2 separate regions of the Homo sapiens genome follow, and region 2 is linked to region 1. A link is a contact called in ENCODE Hi-C or POLR2A ChIA-PET data. All regions are on one chromosome and are shown on one strand. The core of a region is the stretch at or near the end of the contact, and the rest is flanking DNA. Distances in the headings are between cores, read along the strand shown. Region 1 has its middle 46 kb from the start of MIR4452. Region 2 overlaps PTPN13 (protein tyrosine phosphatase non-receptor type 13).

Region 1 (3,588 bases), core at 745-3,244:
AATAACTAAATATTTGCTCACTTTTCCTTAAGTTGATCTTGATTCAATCTTAAGGAGTTGGATAACCCGAGCTTATTTCATGGTGTCTTCCCTAAGAAACCTTGGCCTTTTGGTTTATATTAGAATTAAGGTCCAGAAAAAACTAACACAATTTCTTAGAAGTCCAACAAATCACTTCAGACAGAGCCAGACTTTTCAGGGCTGCTCCAACAAGTTTAGGGTATACCTCCAACATGAGGCCTAAAGCGAGTTTGGCTTGGGTTGAGGATGTAGTCCATAAAACAATGATGTTTAATGATATGGTAAGATGGGAGGCATTTATTTACATAGCTGTTATTAAAGGTACTATAACCAATTTATTGGTATTTTAAATGTTTTATTATGGAGAATTTTAAACATACTCAAAAGTAGATAAAATAGTATCATGAATTCCCAGATAACCATCCAGTACCAAGCCCATGGCCAATCTGGCCTATCCACACCTCCATCTATCCCTTCCCTTGAGACTATTTTGAAGGAAATCCTAGATATCATATAATTTCCCTTATAAATATTTCAGGATGAATCTCTAAAATGCAATAGCTTGTCTTTATAACAAAACTAACACAACTGAAATATCATTATCACATCTAAAAATAATTCCTTAATAATATCAAACATTTAGTGTCGACATTTTAATTGTCTCATAAATATTACAAATAGGGGTTTTCCATGGTGCTTATTTAATCAGCATCCAAACAAAGATGAGATATGGTAAATTATTATTGTATTTTAAATATCTTTTAATTTTCATGTTCCATTTTCCTCTCCCTTTTTCCCCCTCTTGCAATGTATTTGTTGAAAAAATGTGCTTTTATGTCCTATGAACTTTCTCAGTCTGAGTTTGACTGACTGATTACATCTCCTTGGTATTTTAACATGTTTGTCCATCCTTTGGGTTTTCTGAAAATTGCTAGCTAAATCTAGAGTCATCATCGGATCCAGGCTGAATTTTTTTGCATATATTAATTTTTACCCAAAAAAACTATAAGAATAATCTCAAGTTTTACCAAAAACTTATTAACACATTTTTTCTATAATTCATGCCAGAAGATATTACATAAACATCAAAAATTTGAAATTTAAAAGTGAACAAAGGGCTTCATTTTTGTGGAAAACAACATACACACTCCATTAACCAAAAATAAACACAAGAAAAGTTCAAAAAAGCCCAAATGCTATAGGGACAACAACTTCAAATTAACCCAAGGATCTAAATAATGCAAAACCTGATATTAGCTACATGCTTTCCAGCCATTAAAATAGAGACTTAGATGTTGAAAACTCTATTTTTGATTCAGAGACGAGCTTTGTGCCCCGGGTTTTGGTTCAGTTTGCCTCAGCTACCACTAGAGGGAGGCCAATATGCATTTGAAAAACCCAAACATAAAAAATTGGCCTGAACCTGGAAGATTTCCATTTTTAAGTTCTTTTTAAAATATCAAACATAGTTCTTATTCAATATTACATATCATTTATTTTGTGTTTTACTAGGAAGCTTCACACTAAATTAATTTTGTATTTGGAATCTGCCTATAATGCAAAGGAAAAATACAGCCCTTTTGTGGCCTATACAAAGTACATGATACAACAGGTACCCCTGAAGTCCTCCTTCACCCCAGATCTTTTCAAGGCATTGAAAGGTACAAGAATACAAGGGGACTATGTCATGGTGACTAGGTTAAGTTTTTTTAGAGATTCTAAGTGCTTTTTAAGAATGCAGTACCCCAACTCCCTTACAAATTACAATTTTAAAGCAATAAACTATAAAACAAGCATAAAGAAATCCAACAAATTTCTATTTTCCGATGACAATTAATTTTTTCTGGTGAGTTAGAGGAGAAATATTTAATTCCCCCCCCACCCAACAAAAAACATTACTCAATACTCCTTTGCTGGAGGGCTAAGCACACGCTTAGTCAGCTTTATAGATAATCCAGATAATCCAGTTCTGCCTCCCATCCTGCAAATAATTAGCTAAAATGTCGGCACTAACTAATCTCTCTTTTGCCACAAAATATGCACATTCCTTATAATGCTTATGCTTTACATTAACCTAGCTCTTTAAGATTTATAACTCATTTTCACATGCTATTTCATTCTATCCTCAAAACTTTATTTTTATGGGAGAGTATTTTTCCTGCTTTATAAGAAACCAACACTCCAAACAATAAAAATTTGTTTACAAAGTTTAGTTATATTTCACATAAACAGGACTCAAATTCAGTGCTTCTAACTTCTAAAACTCAGGTACTTTATGGTTCTACTGATGAGGCTATTGTCAGGAATTTCACTTCCCCTATGAACAATCCTGTTTCTCATTGTCAATGCCTGGAAGATTCTAAAAGCATCAAAGTCACACTTATGCTTTCCATTTCCGTAGACTTGGCAAGGAACTATGCGGGCATGCACTGAATGGCCAGTCTCAGTGCCAAATGGAAAACCTATCCTCAGGCTCCTTGGCTCTGCCAGGTCAGAAGACTCAGAGCACACACTACACTGCAGCTGTTGAGGCCATGGGAAGTAGGACCAATGGAGTGCAGCCCTATGAGGCATATAGAAGGTGCTGAGGTTGGAGTTTTTCATGGCAATAACAAATGTACCTATGATCACTGATCACAGACATCTTTCCCAGCTGGTGGGGGCAGTGGCAAGTCTAAGCCATAAAACCCAGCAGAAATAAAATCTGTCCAGGGCTAAGTGGTGTGCTGATGATTTTTTAACAACCAGCTCTTCTGGAAAGGAGGAAAGAAAGCCCTGGTTTGTAGTTTGCCAAAACTCCCACCATGGCCAATTTCGAGTGTACCAAGCAAGCATCATATCATTAAATATGAAGTTGAGAAGATACGCTAACAATCAGCACTTGCACTCCACTCCTCAGTCCCTATGCCTAGAGCACCCCACTCTGGCTGTGCAAATATTAGGAGCAGGGTTGATTAGAAAACCCTCCATTCCATACCACTATGGAATCTATGGATGGATTTTCCATGAGCACAACTGGCTTCTTGGACCATCCCTTACTTCTCTTCAAGGGTAAAGAATTTATTTATCTAATTGGTGTGTTAGGGAGAAGCAACTGAGCATGCTGAGCTAAGCTCCTTTCTGCCCTTTCTCTCAGGGATCTGTCTGCCTGAAGACAATGTGCTTTCTGTTTTGGCTGCTGTCATGAGATAAAAGTCAGTGGCCTTATGCCACAGTTTTCAGGACAGTCCTGGCATTTCATCCCTTCGACTCTCAAAAGTGTCTTGGTTTGCACAACAAATTATGTGTCACTTTATGTAAAAGGGACTAACCCTGCAGAGCAAGGCCTGGCAGGCAACCAGAAAAATGGCTATTTCTGGTGCAGTCCTAGGAAACCTACTGTTACCACACAACTGAGCCACATTCTTCAATATCACTTTTATTGATAATAAACCTGACATTTTGATCTTCATCGGTTTGATTATTTTATCTAACTCTAGTTATATGCCAAACACAAGGAGTAACAACAGAGCCATCATTTTGGAGACTCTTAAAACTTCATCAAACTGAGTGCCCTGAAAAGTGACT
Region 2 (3,539 bases), core at 993-3,492, 320 kb after region 1:
GTGGTATAGCTATATATATATAATATTTACATTATACATCTAAAGTATTCTATCTCACTTTTTTTGGCCATAGGATCAATATATTTTCTGCTATCAAGTCATCCTTTATGTCCTGACACGTCTTCAAGCAGAAGAAGAGCAAAAACAGCAGCCTCAGCTTCTGAAGTGACATGAAAAGAGCCTCTGGATGCATTTCCATTTCTCTCCTTAACCTCCAGCAGACTCCTGCTCTCTATCCAAAATAAAGATCACAGAGCAGCAAGTTCATACAACATGCATGTTCTCCTCTATCTTAGAGGGGTATTCTTCTTGAAAATAAAAAATATTGAAATGCTGTATTTTTACAGCTACTTTAACCTATGATAATTATTTACAAAATTTTAACACTAACCAAACAATGCAGATCTTAGGGATGATTAAAGGCAGCATTTGATGATAGCAGACATTGTTACAAGGACATGGTGAGTCTATTTTTAATGCACCAATCTTGTTTATAGCAAAAATGTTTTCCAATATTTTAATAAAGTAGTTATTTTATAGGGGATACTTGAAACCAGTATTTAAGCTTTAAATGACAGTAATATTGGCATAGAAAAAAGTAGCAAATGTTTACTGTATCAATTTCTAATGTTTACTATATAGAATTTCCTGTAATATATTTATATACTTTTTCATGAAAATGGAGTTATCAGTTATCTGTTTGTTACTGCATCATCTGTTTGTAATCATTATCTCACTTTGTAAATAAAAACACACCTTAAAACATGAACAAGCCAAAACTGTGTGCAGACAAATTAGACATTTTCAGTGTGTTATTTTTCAACAACACCTAGGCCCCTGGGAAGACAAGGACCTCTAGACACCACTTTCCATCTCCCTAGTTGGCCTCAGTCATGACAGCCATGGAGAGTAGAGGTGTTGTCAGAGATCCTGATAGATCTTCACTAAATACTGATGTGGGGGTCATGTACTGGCTTAACAGTAGCTCAGAAATTCAGTCTTTCTTCCTTCTACCTCTTTGTGAATGTTGCCCACTTATTGAGCCCAATTTATATATAAATCAGAATATTTTCAAGTCCTAGCCACAGTACTCAACTGACCAAGGGCTAATCAAAGAAAACATATCAAACTACCTGGGGGGCGGGGGTATATTTGGTTCTGCAAACAGGAAGGAAAAGAGATTGACTTCAAAGCTGCTTTAGCTTAATGGTTCTCTGTTCTCAGTACTAAATTCATTTCACTAAATTCTAATTCTAACAGTATTTCTCCATTCAGCCACGACACTGTAACTGGATGGATGTTCTTGACCATGAGTTGTCCAGGTTCTTGGCATGTTGAACAAAGAATTGAACAAAATGCTCAGACAAAGCAGTGGAAGATTAAAGCATAGATGTTTTGAAGTGAAAGTACACTCCACAGAGTGGAAGTGGGCTTGAGCACATGGCTCAAGAGCCCTGATTATAATGTTCCTGGGCTTTTATTGAATTACAAGAGCATGGTAACACCCCTAAGTACCCTTTAGAGGCCTCTGATAGGTTACACCCTACACAAATGAAGAATTCAGCCCAGGACCAATCAGAGGCAGGATTCTGCCCAGAACCAATCAGAGGCATCCTGCCTGTGATGTATAAGCAAATGAAAGTTTCAGAATGGACCAATTACAGACATACCCATTTGTGACATAGGGGAGGGGAGGTTCAGAGAGGCATGGGCATTTGGCCCCTCATTACTTGGTCCTGGAAAGGTGGGGTTTTCCTCTTAGTCCAATTACAAGAAGGCCTTGGGCTTCCTGTCTCTAGACTCTTTTCTGCCTCAACACCATTCTAAGACCCAGGAAATTGCTTGGCTCATCCTCATAAGACTGCACCAGTTCTGAGCTAGTTGACTTGAATTTCCAAACTTAAGTGCAGCAATTTGCTGGGACCTATTCCCGAGAATCTGGGGCTATTTGAAGGCAGAAGACAGTATCAATAAACATAAAGCCCCACAGTAACTAGCTAAAGCCCCAGCAGATAAGAGGCTTGGGTCCTACCTCAGAATTGGCTCTGAATATGGCAAGAGAAGCTTTACCATTCCCACTTCAATCAGAAGAGTATTATAGATTGGGTTGTAGCCGGAGATTTCATTTGAAAAAAAGGTTTCTATTGCTTTAAATGACATTTGGAAATCTCTTTTCTGAAAGAGTTGGAATCATGAGGCCTTGTTTTCCTGCACTGGCATGTGAAACTAGGCCAGCAGAGCGCTGGGGGCCAGTACAGCTGGAGGTGATTAGCTCGCATCTGAAGTCAACATAGATGGGAGAGGGTGGAGCTGGAGGTTGCTTTTTCTGGAACGAATGTCACTAGGAAATGGAATGGGGGGAAGAAAATGCAGATTTAGCTTTATGACCTATGAATGGAAACTTCATGATGGTAAATATGTTACTGCCCTCAGCTGGGATCTGGCTGCACCAGCATGGAATGGTATGAGCCACTTGCAAGGGCCAGTCTGGTTAGAAAGCAAGGTGAGGCCACGCAGCTGGGGTGGCACATGGAAACACTCATCTCAAATTAATGAATAAGTACAATTCAGCTCTTAACACAGCTTGTATTAGCTAAGTGCTAGAAAATATAAACTGAAGATATGGAATGGCTTAAACGTAATAGTTTATTTCTAGTTTATCTAACAGTTCTGGAAAAGTGAACAGCTTGGCAATCAGATCTACTTGGCTCAGTTTTTAGCCCGGGCTGATGAAAGTACTGTAATCAACACATAGCTTCCAAGGTTGAGAATCGCCTCCATTCCCCACGAAGGATTGCCTATGGAGAGGTTTTACGAGCCAGGCTTACATGCAAAACACATTGCTGTCACTCATTCCATCAGCAAGAACTGGCCAAATGATTGCCAGTGACAACTCTATGCTATAGAAGGGGAAGCACATATTGTAGTAGAATATATTTACAAAACTGAACTCGTTATTATTCTAAAAGATTGAGTATCTTAGTGTAGTCCTGAGCATTGCAGAATTAGAAACAATTTTATCCCAAAATCAAAACTTCAGTGCATGTCATTAGTAGAGATAATTCTGAATTATTATGGCAAACAGGAAATAAACAGCTGTTGAGAAAAGATTCTTTTACATCAGTGGTCCCAGATAGCCTGCCAGATTTTTTGGTTTAAAAAGGACTAGTTATCTATATGTAATGTGATAATCCAATAAATTTAAAAAACAGCTTAATACACCTATCTTCCAGATACAGACACCTTGATAATGATAGGCTTTCCATTTTACATAATTCAGAAATATTCATAATTCAGAAACATTGTAATGGTAGAGATAAATGTAATAAATTATAGGCTGACCTGCATAATATTTTAAAGCCAATCGAAACTTTACTGTATCAATTTGGGATTATATTTGACTGCAAGTAAGCAAAAGCAACCAAACAGGCCTACAAGTTGTAAATCAATAAGTATGTGAGACATGTCTCAATTTAGAAGTTTATTTTGCCAAGGTGAAGGACATGCCTGGAAGAAATGACATGGAATCACAGAAATAG

Evidence for each region. A loop is a pair of places that touch in the nucleus more often than their neighbours do. ChIA-PET counts read pairs that join two places held with the same protein, here RNA polymerase II (POLR2A). Pooled maps may share reads with other maps.
Region 2: a loop to region 1 is called in a map of K562, with 3 times the contacts of the local background. The contact joins two enhancer-like sites. A Hi-C loop is called at or near these places in 3 of 168 maps with a recorded cell type or tissue (GM12878, K562 and endothelial cell of umbilical vein), 2 of 37 single-sample maps with no recorded cell type and 4 of 50 pooled maps. POLR2A ChIA-PET finds 5 or more read pairs at or near these places in 1 of 52 experiments (WTC11).

What each region holds. Positions count from the first base shown.
Region 1 is chr4:86,494,902-86,498,489 of GRCh38, forward strand. It overlaps a transcript of MAPK10 not described here. Among named protein-coding and RNA genes, the nearest start is that of MIR4452, 46 kb to the right of the region's middle. Within about 2 kb of position 1,995, at least 4 of the 41 ENCODE cell types and tissues checked have a DNase peak (open chromatin) inside an H3K27ac peak, as active enhancers do.
Region 2 is chr4:86,814,383-86,817,921 of GRCh38, forward strand. PTPN13 (protein tyrosine phosphatase non-receptor type 13) reads left to right here. Exons shown (of 48, transcript NM_080683.3): 48 at 74-779. The coding sequence ends at 169. Among named protein-coding and RNA genes, the nearest start is that of SLC10A6, 33 kb to the right of the region's middle. Within about 2 kb of position 2,243, at least 5 of the 41 ENCODE cell types and tissues checked have a DNase peak (open chromatin) inside an H3K27ac peak, as active enhancers do.